2 separate regions of the Homo sapiens genome follow, and region 2 is linked to region 1. The links are chromatin loops, found by intact Hi-C in ENCODE. Cell type or tissue: K562. All regions are shown on one strand. Links, peaks and the distances in the headings refer to the core of each region. The heading gives the core; the rest is flanking DNA.

Region 1 (8,337 bases), core at 331-8,330:
CTTGGAAACAACATGGTATAATGTAAAGAACTAGAACTTTTGAGTCAGACAAACTTAGGTTTAAGTACTGTTTTACTCTATATCTAAATAAGATAAATTTTTGCAGCAGCTGGGACTTAGTAGGCACCTGATAAGTATTTTTCTTCCTTCTAATTATTGACATCCTTTCTATCCTCCTCAAATTTGAATTTGTCATTGTTATTGCTGCTGTTTAATTTGGTTTTATCATATACTAAAAGAGCAGAAAAAATGAAAAACCCATAAAATCCTTTATAACCACTTAGATGTTAGGCCAGGCACAGTGGCTCACGCCTGTAATGCCAGCACTTTGGGAGGCCGAGGTGGGTGGATCACCTGAGATCGGGAGTTCAAGACCAGCCTGACCAATATGGAGAAACCCTATCTCTATTAAAAATACAAAAAATTAGCTGGGCATGGTGGTGCATGCCTGTAATCCCAGCTACTCGGGAGGCTGAGGCAGGAGAATCGCTTGAACCTGGGAGGCGGAGGTTGTGGTGAGCCGAAATCGCACCATTGCACTCCAGCCTGGGCAACAAGAGTGAAACACGGGTCTCAAAAAATAAATAAATAAAATAAAATATAACCACTTAGATATTTCATGGTACAGTGGAAAGCGTTCAGGCACCAGAAAATAGTAAGTTCTAGCTCTGGATTCATCATTTATTGGTTATATAACCTTGAACAAGTCCCTAACTTCCTGAGCCTCAGTTTCCTCATGTCTTAAATGAGGATTGTCTCTACTTTGGGCCCCTCATTAGTTTGTAATAAAGGTCAAATAATATGAAAGATGTGAAAGCCCTGTGTAAGCTTTTCACTTGGGCAAGGATATTTTTTTTCTCAGCTAAGCCCATAGAGAAGAACCAGACTGATGAGGAAAAAGAACAGGAAGAAATAAAAGGAGAAATGAAATAAGTAAGTTGAGAAAGAATCCTGGAAAAAAGTAAAAAATACAAAATAAAAAGGAAGGCAGAAGGAATAGGCACTCAAAGGAAGGAAAAAAGAAAGAAAAATTCTAGGCTATTTGGATAGTTTAGTTAAGATATACTGAAACCTTGTGCCAACCTGGAGAGAAGATCAGCCAATATAAAGTTAAGCCTCCCTTACCTTTACCTTACCTTCCTGCCATCCCAGTGTCACCTGGGTCTGGTCCCTATTATTCATAACAATTTGCATTGCTGTGTTCCCTAGAATTTGCAAACTGTTCCTTTATTGCGACAATGCTCTTTTCTCTCCCTCCATCTCCCTTTCTCAGTTATACTACTTTGGGCTAGACAGGCTCATCCTAAACAAAGGATTACTCAACTGAATAAAGGAATGCTGAGCCATCTTTGGGGCCCTGTCTTCAATCTCTCAGCAGCCTTCCTAATAAACCCTCCATCAAAATTCACCTTTTGGTCCTCTGCTTTCTTAACTCTGTGATAGAAAACATACCGATTTGAAGTTAAAGACCTTGATTCAAATCCTATCTCTTGTCTGTGATAGCTATGTGACCTTTCAATAAATTATTTTAGCCTTAGTCATCTCATCCAAAAAATGGGATGATATTTTTTTCACAGGATTGTCTTGAGGCCCAAATAAAACCATGGATATTTGAGTCCCTAGCAAAAGGATTGCTTGTCATATAATAGATGCTGAGTAATGAAAAACTGAACGTGTTATAGATTCACACATGCATGAAACCTTTAGAAACCATCTTTTTCAATCACCCTCATTTGATGTATAAAAAACTGATACCAGAGAGGTGCAAGGATTTGCTCAAAGTCACGCAGCCAGTTGTTAAAAATAGCCAGAATTTGAACCAATGATTTCTAAAAGATTTTTGCTATGTAGAAACTAAGACTACTCAAATTCAGATGTTTAGCTTAGTTAAGCTATCATTTATTGGCTTACTCTGTGCCAATCTGGTCTCAAAATATGAAACCAAACATGGTTATTTTTAAGTAACTGAGTTCCCACTTACATAATCCTCAGATCCATCACCTCAATAAATTCCTCAACCTGTGAAACAGAAGATGAGCAAGCTATTTCGACAGGAAAATGAACTATTCTGTATGGCTCCAGGATTGGCCCTGAAACAGACAAGCCAGTGTAGTCCTGGCTATTTTGGCGAGAGGAACAAAAGGAGCCTATTGTCTCCTTTAACTTTCCTGCACATCAGCCAAACCTCCTCCAACTTTTTGGCCACTGACTTTTTCTCCTAGTGGCCAGGACTCCCTTAAACCCAGCTAAATAAACGTTTTTGCACAGGAAGGCAGGTGAGGTAGAGTTTGAAAAGAGAGAAAAGAAAGCTTACCTTTGCTAGAGAAAACTACTCCATATTCATGTCAGCGGCCCATTAATGCTGCACTGCAGACCCCAGCCTGAGTCCGCCAGCCATGTTCAGTCAGTATCTTGGTTACAGGGCCTTTCTCCTAAATTAAGTCCAGGATTCCAATTTGGCAGGGTTTACTGGGATGGGAGGATGAGGGAGGGGGAAGGGCTGGGTGCCCTCTTTTCCAGAAACAAAACTACTGGAATGTCCTGTTCCTCTGGGGCCTGGTTTGATACAAAACCCGGGATGGTTCTTTACCCATATCCGGGTGTTTTACAAATCCTGGTTAGGATCTCAGGAGGAATTACAAGGGGGTGGGTTGTACTTCTGTTATCAGGACTTGCTAATTGGTCTTTGCTGAGAGGAGAACACTGTCAGTGTGGCCAGCCAAAGCTCATGGGTAGATTTCAACAGCTCCATTTAAGAAATGAGGTAGAAATTGAAAGAGCCTCCATCTCACCACCTCTTCCCCTTCTTGCTCTGAAGCACAATTGTCAGCCCTGACTATTATTCTGAGGTCATGGCTGCTTAGTCATAAGTAAAAATAAAATTGGCAATAAAACAAAGGACTTTTTTTCTACATTCTAAGCCCTATGTTAACCATTTTACATGCATTCTCTTATTTAAGTCTCACAATTATCCTGTGAGATGAATACTCTAATTCTCTCTATTTTACAACTGAGGAAAATTCAGCTCTGAGAGGGAAGGTAACTTGTCCAAGGTCACACACTTAGGAAGTAAAAGAGAAGAGAGATTTGCTGGGTCTGTCTAAACTTTTAACCATGAAACCACCACACACAATGTGCTGCTTAGGGGAGAAACACAGTACTTTCAAGGGGGTAGAAGGGACTTCACAATTATTGAAAGCCTACTGGCCACCAGTCACTGGTGGATTTTTTTATATATACATTAACTTTGCCTCCGTCATTTCTAGCAGATTCTAGAGTGAAATTTTATATTAACTATATTTAACATTTTCCACCTGAGGAAACCAGATATAGCTAGAAGATAGCCTGGATTAACACAGGTCAACACCCTAAAAACTAAGACATGGAAGAATTGAAAATACTAAAAAGAAAAAAAAAACAAAATGTTCCCCCAACAATTCAGGGTAAAACTGGAGTCTGGATTTGTTTAAAGTCAAAGGTCATTCCCATTCCTGGTGGAAAGAGAGAAGAGTGAAAAGTCACTGTCCTGAGTCAAGTGACCAAGGTTCTCGCCCCACTTGCTCTAGGAGTAATCAGCTATGTGGATTTTGTGGATTTGGCCCACTCCCTTCTCTTCTCTGGGCCTCTTTCTATTTCTACAATGAGGGTCTTAAACTAGATATGGACCCTCCCAGCCCTGTAAATTTACACATCTAGAATTCCATGAAGAAAGTATAGTCTAGATATTAAACATAGAAGATAAAGAGGTTTCAAAGACACAAAGTATAGGGAAAGAATGAGTGGGGAGCAATTTGTGGCGACAGGTCTGAGAATACTATGCCTCTCTAAAAAGGACTGCATCTACCCAACAGACCCAGGTATAGGAAGGGGACAGGTATGATGGGGGTTCCACCACCTGATATTCTTACTTTGTGATGAGGAGATCTTGGCTAGGAGCAGACACTTTTCTCCAGGCAGGCTGGGCACATTTTCCTCTTCTGAATTTAAAGTGTCTGGAGCAGGGTCCAGGGAAGAGAACATTCAGAAGACTGAGGTGGTAGGGCAAAGTCTGGGTCATAAACCACTAGAGATTCTTAAGTGTGCTCAGACACTTAGGCGCTGCCCCATGGACTGCAACTCAGACCAAGGCAGGTGGAAGCACCAGTAGGAAGGAAGGAGGAGCCACCAGCCTCAACTCCCTTAGAAATGCTCAGTGGTCAAGGGAAGCTTAGCCAAGCCATGGCAGCCCCTAGAATTATCTGCCTCGCACACATGTGAACCTTGAAGCAAGAAAGGGGAAGTGGAGACAAAACTGATTAAGCTGAGATCCAAGTCCAAGCTCTAAGGCATTTATGACAGGGAGGGGAAGGGATAAGGCCTCTGCTCTGACTCATGAAAGACAACAAGAACAGGTCATAATAGACTTGAATCAACACAGTGAAGACTGCAGGAGGCCAGGTAGGCCAGGTTTCCAGGTTTGTATTATTCATTCACCAATTTCACTGAGAGTACAAACAGCACCCACCTTTTCTGCAAATCCGGGGTACATTTCTGGTTCCTTCTCCTGGAGGTCACTTGAAAAACATTTTAAAGTTGGTGTCTACAGACCAGAGGTTGGCAGATTTTTTCTATAAAGGGCTAGCTACTAAATCATTTATTTCCAGAGCATACAGTTTCTGTTTGCCATAACTACACAAATTTGTCTTTGTAGCTCTCAAGGTATATCATTGTGCCAATAAAAATTAATTTACAAAACAAGCAGCAGGCTAAATAGACTTTTTTTTCAATATAGACATTTGCAATATGGCATCACTGTTAAGAGCATGAAAACTGAAATCAGATATTCTGAACTGAAATCCCAACTCTGCCATTTCCTGATTCTATGATTAAAGTAATTTAATCCCCCTAAACCTCAGTTTTCAAATGGAGATAATAATATTACCTATTTTATAAGACTGTTATAAGAACTTAAATAAGGCTATACGTATTAACTATTTAGCACAATAACTGGAACATAGTAAAGGCAAAAATTAGAGTTATAATTTTTAATTTTTCAATTCTAAATAATTGTTGAAATCTAAATAATTATTTCCTCGTTAGGACACAAACTGTATTAACTTGTGTCAAAAAAGAAGAATGTTTCAAGAATCCTGGCTTCACATTCTAGTTATGCTACTAAAGAGCACACAGTGACCCTGGACAAGTCTTTTTGCCTTTCTATCACTCAGTTTCTTCACCTATAACATGAAAAAGGTGGTCTAGATTTGGGTTTCTCAAAATTAATTTTGGCAGCAGAACCCTTTCCCCAAACAGAATCTTAGTAAACACCCACTACTTATGGAAGATGAAAGTGATTTGTTCTAGGTAAGGCAGGGAAGGAGATAGAAATGGGCAAGGGTGAAGAGACAGAGGAACCTGTCCACTGGGTATGACTGGTTTCCTAGACAATGTGATTGTGTCTGGAGCACCAGTAAGAAATGTCTAGGACACTAAAAACAGATTGGAAAACCGTAAGACCAGAATATCCTTAAGGGTCCTTCATGTGTTAAACTCTGTCACTAGAACATCTTTTCGTTTATTCATTCAACCAATATTTCCAGGTTACTCATCTATGGGCCATCAATAACACATGGCCCTGGGGTGGCTACAAAGAGGAGAGGACCCCAGGGACCTTCACATTAGAGTCAACATGGTCTAGGGTGAGAAGCATGGCATTTGGAGTCAGAAAGACTAAGGATTGTATCTTGGCTGCCTTTTTCTGAGCTATGTGACCTCGGGCAAATCACTTAACTTTTTCGAGCCTCTGGTCCCTCATCTGCAGAACAGGAATAATAACACTTCCATGACTGAAATATTGTGAGGATTAAATCAGCTGGCATTTGTGTGAACCCTTAGCACAGTGCTCAGCATGTTCAGACCCCCAGTAAATGTTGTTTTCCTTCCTATATTTTCCACAGTTAAATTTTGTGACAGTATCAGGTACCAGGAGAAAATTAAAAGCCATGGGCAGTGCCTTGGCACAGACAGTCTAACCCCTTTACCTCAGGATCCTCTGATGAGCTTGCCCTTAGCAGTTTCTTAAAAAGAAGACCTCTGGGGAAAGGTGGAGGGGTGCAGGGAAGAGGGGGTTGTCCCCCAGAAACCACATCTCTGAAGCCACTCCCCACCACCACTTCTGACCAGCAGACTCTGTTATGCTTTGGAAAGGTTGCTCTGCATTGCTGTGATGTGTGACAGCCCTAGGCTTGCTCTGGGTACACTGTTTGGTTCTTGTACTCTGGCTCTTGAACTCCACTTGCTGCTTTCCCTAGTCCTCCAAGGCTGTAGGCCTCAAACTTGAACATGTACCAGAATCCCTTATAGGATTTGTTAAGGCATTGAGTTTTTGCTTCAGTAAGTCTTGGGTGAGGCCCAGGAACTTGCATTTCTGGCAAGTTCCCAGGGGATGCTGCTGCTGCTGGTTTGAGGACCACTGCTGGTTTGAGGACCACTGCTGTAAGGGATGCTTGCTCTGAAGCTCACCCCCCAACCTCCCACCACCACCAGCTTACTTGCATCTGCAGACTGATTCTTTAGCTCCAGACTCACCTGGTCTTTGAGTATTCACTCTTTGGCCCTAGGTCAAAAATATATTTTATTCAGCTTCCTGGTACCTCATTCATGTGGCGTCTCCCTGAGAGTCCTCCCAACACCTATTTCCCCACTCCCTTTGCCCAAGAATCTTTCTGCTTGCCTGGGTGAAGCTTCCTCTCCTCTCCCTGTGCAATTAACATGCTTTCCTCTCTGTTGCCTGCCTGGAGCAGCTCTATACATGGCATCAGCTGTTCCTCCCAACTCTTCTATACTTTCTCATTTGGCTTCCTGATGGTGGGCCCTGGGCATGGACAAACTTGGTTTGAATCTTAGCTCTGTCTCTCCCTAAAATGTATGATCTTGGGGAAGTCACTTGAGTGCTCTGAGCCTCCATTTTGTTATTTGTAAAATCAGGCTGTGAAAATAAAATGCAATGTCTGAAAAATGGCCCTGTGTAACACCTGTTACATAGTAAATGATCAGTAAATGTTAGTCTTTTTTTTTCTTCCTCTATTTTCCTCATACCTGCCTACTTCCAGCCACACTACTAAGGAGTACATAGCATGTAAGAAGGCTAAAACAATGTACAAATAAAATGTTTCATTACTATAAATAGACATAGTAAGTAAGAGAATAGAGGTCTCTACAATGTGATATAACATTTTAGAGTAGGGAGAGGATATTTTCAATGGGTGAATATCATTCAGAATAAGCCTCCTGAACGACTGCATGACATAATTAGCATTCTCATTCCTATATACCAAGCCAGAGACTTGAATGTCATCTGAGATTACTCTCTTCTCTCTCACTCTCTACAACCATTTCATTGATATGTCCTGTCATATTTATATTTTACATCTTTTTCTCAATGCACCCACTTCTCTCTATCTCCACCGCCATGGACTTGGTCTAAGTCACCATAATCTTTTAATTGGACCAGCGTAATAGCCTCCTTATAATTCTTTATGACTCCACTCTTGACCCCCCATAATCTGGTCTTCAAATAACAGTCAAAGCTATTTTTCCCATAACACAAAAGTGGTTGTAAATCCTTATTGCTTAAAATCCCCCAGCAATGCCTCCCTTATTGACTAAAGTTGGAATAATAATGATATTAGTAAGACTCTCTAGTAAGGATGACACTCAAACTGATGAAATATTTCGTATATGTGTGTGTGTGTGTGTGTGTGTGAATGCACATATGAAAATATTTTCAATATATGTCATTAAATAAAAAGCAAGGTGCAAAAGAGTGAGCATATTGTGATTGGTCATACATAGAGATATAGATATCTCCACACACACACACACACACACACACATATATACATACTTACATGAGGGGACAATGAATATTTCTTCTGGAAATAACACAAAATATTCTTAATGGTGGTTTTCCTTGGGGAGAGTAACTTGGTTGGGGGAAGCGTGACTTTCATTTTTCGTTTTGAACTGTTTAGATTTTCAAGCCTTATATATTAGTTACTTTTGTTTTTAAAAAAAGGTCACTTGGAAAGTGAATATGAAGCCACTTTTGTTGTCTTCTTTGTATTTCTATTCTCTCAAGAAACTCATATCTGTTACATTAAGAAAATTAATTCCTTATTATTTCACTAGGATAAAGATCAAACTTCTTAACATGGCCTATATGGCATTTTTATGGCCCAGCCCTTCCTAATCTTTCTAGGTCACTGCTTGCCCTTCCTCTCCTCACACTCAATGCGTCCCACCCATGCCAGAGGTCTGTCAGTTTGTCAGTTTCCAATGTGCATGGTGCTCTCTCTT
Region 2 (8,337 bases), core at 148-8,147, 130 kb after region 1:
TCTAAGGGAACAAGAGAAGATAACAGGGCAGAGGGCCCTTTCTTGCTGATCTCAAAAGCCTCCACCTTTCTCCAGGTGCAAATTTACACAAAATGAAATAGTCCAGACCCAAATGCTTAGCATTTTTGCTTCCACATCTCTTTTGGAAAATGTGAAAAGAAAATTTTTTCATGGATTTGCAGAATGACAGATTTGATAGAATATCTAGAGCACCTACCACCCAAACTCTCCACATTATAGATGAAGTAAATGAATCTTCCACGGTAAGAAGGTGACTTACCTAGGATCACCTTCATAGCAAGACAGTAACATAAAAAGGACTTGAAACTCACAAGATCTAAACAATGTTAAAGGCTTTCATTCTGAAGACTGGTTCTGATTGATGAGAAGGCTGGCAAAGAGCAAAAGGGCACAGGTACACAAAAGTGTGATAGAAAGAAAGTTGAGTGGCATTTCTCAGAAACCTTTTGAGGTTTGTCACTGTCACCTTAGTTGCCAAGTAGGTATGCCATCTACGTTTGCTTCTTTCCTCTGTTCCGCCTCTTCAGGCCGTCCCATCCTGGAAGTGCCAGAGAGTGTAACAGGACCTTGGAAAGGGGATGTGAATCTTCCCTGCACCTATGACCCCCTGCAAGGCTACACCCAAGTCTTGGTGAAGTGGCTGGTACAACGTGGCTCAGACCCTGTCACCATCTTTCTACGTGACTCTTCTGGAGACCATATCCAGCAGGCAAAGTACCAGGGCCGCCTGCATGTGAGCCACAAGGTTCCAGGAGATGTATCCCTCCAATTGAGCACCCTGGAGATGGATGACCGGAGCCACTACACGTGTGAAGTCACCTGGCAGACTCCTGATGGCAACCAAGTCGTGAGAGATAAGATTACTGAGCTCCGTGTCCAGAAACGTGAGTCACTATGGGGGTAGGAAAGCACTGATAATCAATGAATCAATAGTGGATGTAATTCTAGAAAAGCCTGAAAAATCCAGAGGCCTTCGTTTATACAGAGGCTCTCCACAGGTATATGTGCTTATCAGAGGAAGTGGACAGGCAGAGGATTCTTAGGGTCAGCATTCCCATAGTTAAATTTAGGAAGTGCTGGGAAGGGTTCCTGACCTGCAAATCTCTATCCCTTCGAGTGTCCCAGAAATGCCAGTATCCATGGACTAGTTACCCTCCTTGGGCTCTGGGCTTTACAACTCAAAAATGAGTACATTTAATTTGTAGATAGATGCTGATAGAGAAGCTCTGGGGAAAGGGAGGCAGAGGTTAGCCAGGATAAGTTTGCTTGCTGGACAATTTTACAAAAGTCTGGCCCTGATAATCCACAACTGCAGGTAATCAAAAGCTCTACTTGAGCCCCAGAACAAACTACATTAATTTTAAAGGTCAGTTGATTTTTACTTCCAAGTATTCCAAAACCCCGGGTAATACCAAAAAGTACCTACCTTCAAAGGAAGCCATTTTATTTGTATTGCCCTTTCCTTCTTATTTCCTCCAAAGTCAGAAGCCCCCTTTAGTTCCAGTTGCAGATATATGCATGCCCTTACGCCCAACAAGAATGATTCAGCCTTTTGGTCCCATATCCTTATGACTGCCCAGAGTTTCCTGTCTTGTCTTTTCTTTGCAGTCTCTGTCTCCAAGCCCACAGTGACAACTGGCAGCGGTTATGGCTTCACGGTGCCCCAGGGAATGAGGATTAGCCTTCAATGCCAGGCTCGGGGTTCTCCTCCCATCAGTTATATTTGGTATAAGCAACAGACTAATAACCAGGAACCCATCAAAGTAGCAACCCTAAGTACCTTACTCTTCAAGCCTGCGGTGATAGCCGACTCAGGCTCCTATTTCTGCACTGCCAAGGGCCAGGTTGGCTCTGAGCAGCACAGCGACATTGTGAAGTTTGTGGTCAAAGGTGAGCGGCCCTCTTTCCTGGTGAGCATCTTAACACACAAGCTTGAAACAAAGATACCTCAAAAGGTGCCCTTATGCAAAAGAAGAATTGGGAGAGGAGGATCCCAAGCAGGCAATGGTTGTACAATCACAAAGAAAAAAAACTTGGACTGGGGACAACAGGGATAGAGACATTGCCTATCATGCCATAGGTTAAGTAGATAAAGACGGTAAAGGAAAGAGAGATTTACTAGCACATTGTATTTGCCAGATACAAAGTACAATAACTTGACACACATTTTCTCATTGAATCCCCACAACTGTCCCATGAGATAGTTATCATTACTCTTACTTTACAGAAGAGGAAACAGAGTCAGAAAGGGGAATCTACTTGCCCATGGTCTCACAGCAAGGAAGTATAAATCTGGATTTGTACTCAGATTTCATGCTCTTCCTACTATGTCTGATTGTTTCTCATGGTTGAATCTATATCAGATCCTGGGCACCCTTTGAAAGCTGTTGTTTTTTGTTTGTGTGTTCTGTTTGTTTGGTTATTGTTTTGCTTGTTTGATTAGGCTTGATCTAATATATCTACATGCTTTCTTTTAACTTCCCTCCCCCACTTCATTGTAAACCCAAATACAAGTTCTGGTTGAAGTATCCTTTAAGATGGGCTCTTGTTAATCAAGATCTGACTATTTCTTACAGCACTGTCCTGGGAGCACTACAAACTATGCATATAAAGACTGTAAGCTGAGGCTTAAATGAAGAGTCCAGCAGTGATATGTCCAGATGAGTTTTCTTAGCTTTCAAGAGATCTCCTTGGAAAGAAAGACACCCCAACAAGGTTACCATTGCCCAAAACATGTTGGAAACTAACTGATTTTAGGGAATTGCCCTCAGAACCATCTGAAAATTATTGTCTTCTGAGGATAGTTCTGTGTAAGGAGAGGGCGTAAACCTAGCCCAAATGGCTTATTACCATTTGGGCTAGGAGACTGATGTTGGTTTGAGACTCTTGTGTTTGCCTGGAGGAATTTGTTTCCCAAAGTTAAGCTGTAGTGAGGATGTGTGTGCTGTAGATCATGGTTTGTTAGTTTTGGGAGGAACAAGAGTGGTCCGCCCTGAAAGTTATATGAACAGTGTCCCAGTTCTCTAAGAGCTGACAGTCTGGTCAAGCAGAGAGGGCAGGGCGTGACCAGAAAGCCCAAGAATGTATACTTCATAAAGAGACTAATTGAACATTCTTGCCTTTCTGTGAGTTACTTCTCAGACCACCTAGGCAAGAACTTGCTCACAGTAAACCCTCCTGTTTATTCCTTCTCACAGTCAATGCTTATTACAGTGCTGTTAAGCAGTGCTCGCCATTGCCCCCTACTGACAGATAGGAAAACTGAGGCTCAGGGAAGTTATTCTCAGCCTTCCACTCTTCCCTGCTCTGTGAGCCAACGTAATCTTTCCTGGCTACCTCTACCTGCCTCCCTGTCCACCCAACCTTGTCCCCTGAGTCTGACCCCCTATTTCACCTCTGCCCTACGGAACTCTCAGCCCTTTCACCCTTCCACCTCACTCTGCACTGTTCTTTAGTTCTAGAATGACTCTGGAGGCCCTGCTTTTGCTCATGTTCTTGGACTGCTGAGCTTTGCTGACGAACAAAACAAAACACAGATATGAATTGACTCCACTTGAATTTTATGCTCTGCGATATGTACTGCCTGACCCCATGCCGTGTGTCTATTTGCTTATCTTTGTCTCATTCCTCATAGCAGCTTTTCAGCACATTTCTACCTTATTTCAGGCCCCCAGCCTTGCTCCTAAAAGATAAGGTAACTTCCTTCCTCTGTAAGAAGGTCCAGACCCTCTTCATATGTGAATTTTATCAACTACCCTCCTCTCTGCCTTGATATTTCCCTATCCATTTCCTCTTGGCTCAGAGTAAGGTATGCTTTGCTCCTCTCCACAACAAGCCCCTCCTCCTGAACTCTTAACATCAGCTACTCCAATGCCCTGCAATACCCTTTATCCTCTACCTAAGCCAAATAGATATGCATGTATAATATATGTATATATGTCAGTATGCAAGCCTAATACATACATATATATATGTTATTTTTCAAAAATCTTTCTCTCCATCTGCCACCTCATCTCTCCTATGTTCACTACCAACCTTCTCACGAAGGTAGCTTCCACCAGCTGAACCTCTCAATTCATTCACCACAACATAACTTTGTAATTTGGGGTCATCATTAACCTCCATATCACCAAATCCCAAGACCTCTCCATTCATACTTTTCCTCCTCAACATCTGTGTAGCAGTGGATCCTGTTGGCCATTTCTTCCACCTCAATATTCTTTTAATCACTGCTATTGATGACACCAACTTATCTTGGTTCTTCTAAGACCTTCCTGAATGATCCTTCTGAGACACCTTTGTTGGCTCTTTTTTCATTCACTCCTTAATTGTAAATGTTCTCAAAGACTCAATTCTTATTCATCTCTGCATGTATTTCTATATTATCAGGAGATTTTATTTACTTCTGTGGCTTCAAATATCACCTGTAGTCTGATGACTCTCCAACCATAATATTATCTGTATTTATTTTTTCCTGACTGCTAGATCCCAGTGTCTAGTTACCTTCTGGACAGCTTCATTTCTAATTTCAGCGTGTTCAAAACTGATCGTACCTTTTACTCACCAAACCTGTTCCTCAAACCTGTTAGAAAACATAGCAGTACCTTTGACTCCTCCTTCTCTTTTACCTCGCATCGTCAAATAATCATCAATATTACCAAGTGCTGTGAATTCACCTACTGAATCAGATACCTTATTAGGCTCTTTCTTTCTCTTCCTATACCCTCATGGTCTCATATTCTTTTTTAAAAAACAATTTCAATCATCTTCTAAATGTTCTCCCCATGTTCATACATTCTTACGAAGTCATCAACTTATTCAATATTTATTGAGTATATATTTTATGTCACTAGATTATAAAATTCAAGAGTGCAGAATTCTACCTGTCTACTTCATTGCTGTTTTTCAGAGCCCAGCAAAGTATCTGGCACAAAGAAGACACTAGACACTAGATGAATACTGTATTTGTTAATGAATGGGGAAAATATGCTATTGCCTTACCTTTGAAAATCCTACCACACTGTTGTCAGAATTATTTCCAAAAAAAATAGACTGAACAATTTTTGCTTCCTTTCTCAAAAGGAAGTAAACCTTTCTCAAAAGGTGTAACCTTCTGTTACACCCCATGGATCTTTCCAACTAAAGAACAAAGCCCAAACCCTTTTAGTCTGTTTTCAGCCTACCTATCCAGACTTATCTACTAATATGTTTCGCCACATCTAAAACGGAGCATGCTGTTTCCTCTGCTAGCAAGAGGGAGAAGCTTATGGTTTTCTCATGTCTTTTCTGAGCAGGTACATGGCCCTGTGCTTGTGTGTGGCCTCCTAGTTTCCCAGAACTGTGTCAGAACTCTTCAAAATCCCTATGGAAATCTTATTCCTCAACCATTTTTAAGGCTATTTTGGTTAGTTTTTTTTGTTTTCTCGCCTATTATCCATTGCCTCAGGCAGCTGTGTGACAAATGCTACCCCATCCCTGGGGAGAGGCTCTTAGCACTGGGTGACCAATAAAACAAGTCTTTTGAGTCAGGTCTTTCAGGGAACCACCAGACAGGCCAAATAATGGCAATTATTCAAAAATGAAGTTTGTTGGGCTCACTCCAGCACCTGGAATGGGGTTGTATGTTCAAGATTACCTCTGAGGTAGAAGGGGTAAGGGGACTAGGAGAAGTTAAAACAGCACAAAGCTTGCTGTTCTTACCAAAACTGGGATATTTTTCTTCCATAAATCCTGTCTAAGGTGCTGCAAACCTTTGGCTATTTTGCAAAATTCTAAAAAAAAAAAAAAAAAAAAAAAAAAGTTGATTACGTCAAATTTTGCATTATTTCACTGATGTTGTTAAAGGGTAAATTTCTGGAGGTTATTATGTCACCATTTTCACTGATGTCACCCATTGCCACTTTCTTTATGATACTTCCCAAGTTTCTCTCAAGAGAATTAATTACTAGGTCTCAGTTAGAAGTTAGTAAAAATAAAATATATTTTCCCATCCAAGTTGACTGACTCTCTGAACTCTAGCTACAGGTTCCTTCGAGATCTATTAATCCTGGGTTAAAAACTCTGTCCTTGATTGATGTATGAAAGATGAACAAGCAACACAGGACTTACCAGCATCATGACAGAAGTGTTGAGGCAGGTCCAAGTATGGACCTGAATGGCCTTTACTTACTTCCTATTTCCCTAGGGCATTAAACTATTCACCAAAGGGTACCAGGTCCCTTCAATCGGTTCCCTTTTCCTTGCAGACTCCTCAAAGCTACTCAAGACCAAGACTGAGGCACCTACAACCATGACATACCCCTTGAAAGGTGAGTTTTGCTAGAGTCTGAGGAAGTAGTAGAGGTTCAAAATGGTGTCATCGTAGCCAAGAAAGGAATCACAATGCCATGGAATGGCTAATAAACAGTCACTTGGTTCCTCAGAGAGAACATAGCAGTAAAGGAATGGAAACAAAAGAAAGGTAACAATGATGAATATATACTCTTTTTTTGTGAAAACTTCTGAGGCAAAAGGAAAGAGAGGGTTAGAATTACTCCCATTGGAAATACAAAAAACAAGAACACTAAATTCTATTCTGCTCCTAGTTTGACTTGCTGTGTGACTTTGGGTACATTACCTCCCCTCGATGGGAATTCTTCTCACTGCCCACACCTAACAGTAAGAAATGAAGATGCCTTATCTCATGGTACTAGTGGTTGATAACATGGTCAGGTACCCTGGAAAGTACAGCACAAATGGCCAGGGAAGGACTCCAACCTTTGCAACCATCTCCTATCTCTCAACTTTTTGAAAGAAGAGAGACATCTCTGACCCTATTCTCTATATTCATAGCAACATCTACAGTGAAGCAGTCCTGGGACTGGACCACTGACATGGATGGCTACCTTGGAGAGACCAGTGCTGGGCCAGGTAGGAATATTGTCAGGATTTCTATCTTTTCTTCTTGACTCTAAGCTTTGTGACCAAAACTTTCCCTTATGCACACTGTTCTACAGCATTGAAATCTGCAAATCATTACCTGCTATGTGCCAAGCAATGGTCAAGGGCACTGAGGATGGGTAAAGTGGGTAGGATGTAGAGAGAGAGATACAGATCCAGAGATGAGCAAAGTCAGAGTGAGGTTAAGGGGAGTGATAAATGTGCCCTTTATTTAGTTCTCTGTTGTCATAGTAATATGCTTTCCAAACATTCTGAGCAAGAATATGGATAGGGACATTATGACATCATGACCTCAACCAGGTAAGGATAATGGCTGAGTGTCATTGCTTGAGCTCTTAACCAGGGCTCTTCAAGCCGCTTGAAGCTGATTTCTGATTCCTCCAAAGCCTTGAAAATTCCCAAGTCAGGGTCTCAGAGATTCAAATCCCAAATAAATCTTTTGTGTTTCACCTGCATCTGATAGTCAGTTGGTATGCCTTCACATGACTACATTGACTGTTGAAATAATAGAACACTCTCACACCAATTGATAATTAGCTGCTCCCCTTAACCCCTGAGCCCTCCATTATTACCTGGGGCTGCCTTGTCCCATTCCTCAGAACTCTCTAGACCACCCCCATGGTCATGCAACAAAAGGTATACCAAGGAATCTCTAAGACTCCAAGTCTACAGTAGGCATCTGTTGTGACTGGTTGGAATTAAATAGTTTGATAACTATCACTCCTGGTACTCATTCTCTGCCTGTGTATAATTGAGAGAGTGGACTTCCAAATGCTCTTTGTAACTCTCCATTCCTGATTGCAGAGTTTTTTGGCTATCCCTTGGCAGCACTCAAACCTGTTTTATGTTCCACATTTGCATTGCCATCTTTGGCTTCAAGATTTCCATAGCTCCGTTCCTCTCCGAGAAGAACATCTACTGGGAGAAGAGAAGTTAGAAATTGCCTCATAGGGAGTTGGTTTGGAAAAATGAGAAAATAACCTTGGGCAAAGTTATTAGATGTTGGGTCTGCGCCCTATTTTCTCTACCAAGTTTTTTAGTACTTGACTCTCTTCAAAAGAGAATATTTCTTCGATTTGTACCAGCTTATAACTTGAGCTCTCTCAGTCCCAACAAGACACTCTGAGGACCACAAATACTGGATTCCTAGGACACGATATCTTAGAGTCTCATGAAAACAAGCCAGTTGCAGCAACAAATCCTAAGTACACTGAGGTTCCTTTCCTCACGCCTCTCTATCCCCCCTGACCTAGCATCTTAGATTCAGAATATTATAGCTAAAAGTGCTTTAGACATCATCCAATCTTTTCATTGAACTTATGGGGTAACTAAGGCCTAGTGACAGTCAAAGTTTTGTCTAAGGTCACTGTATTCATT

Evidence for each region. Peaks named below come from ENCODE experiments on the same cell type or tissue, not always from the same donor. Only the 100,000 strongest peaks of a DNase experiment are listed, where the experiment ranks them.
Region 2: it touches region 1 in a loop (4-fold over the local background); 2 of 110 quality-filtered maps call a loop at or near these places.

What each region holds. Positions count from the first base shown.
Region 1 is chrX:66,158,448-66,166,784 of GRCh38, reverse strand. HEPH (hephaestin) reads right to left here and starts at 2,538. Exons shown (of 21, transcript NM_001367233.3): 1 at 2,315-2,538. In K562, for the core only: a CTCF peak has its summit at 4,151; DNase peaks (open chromatin) are centred at 2,634 and 4,274; H3K4me3 peaks cover 3,928 bases.
Region 2 is chrX:66,026,042-66,034,378 of GRCh38, reverse strand. VSIG4 (V-set and immunoglobulin domain containing 4) reads left to right here. Exons shown (of 8, transcript NM_007268.3): 2 at 549-905; 3 at 1,630-1,911; 4 at 6,267-6,329; 5 at 6,853-6,930. Among named protein-coding and RNA genes, the nearest start is that of VSIG4, 9.9 kb to the left of the region's middle. RefSeq lists an enhancer at 655-1,854. In K562, for the core only: a CTCF peak has its summit at 3,262 (motif pointing left); DNase peaks (open chromatin) are centred at 3,278 and 3,788.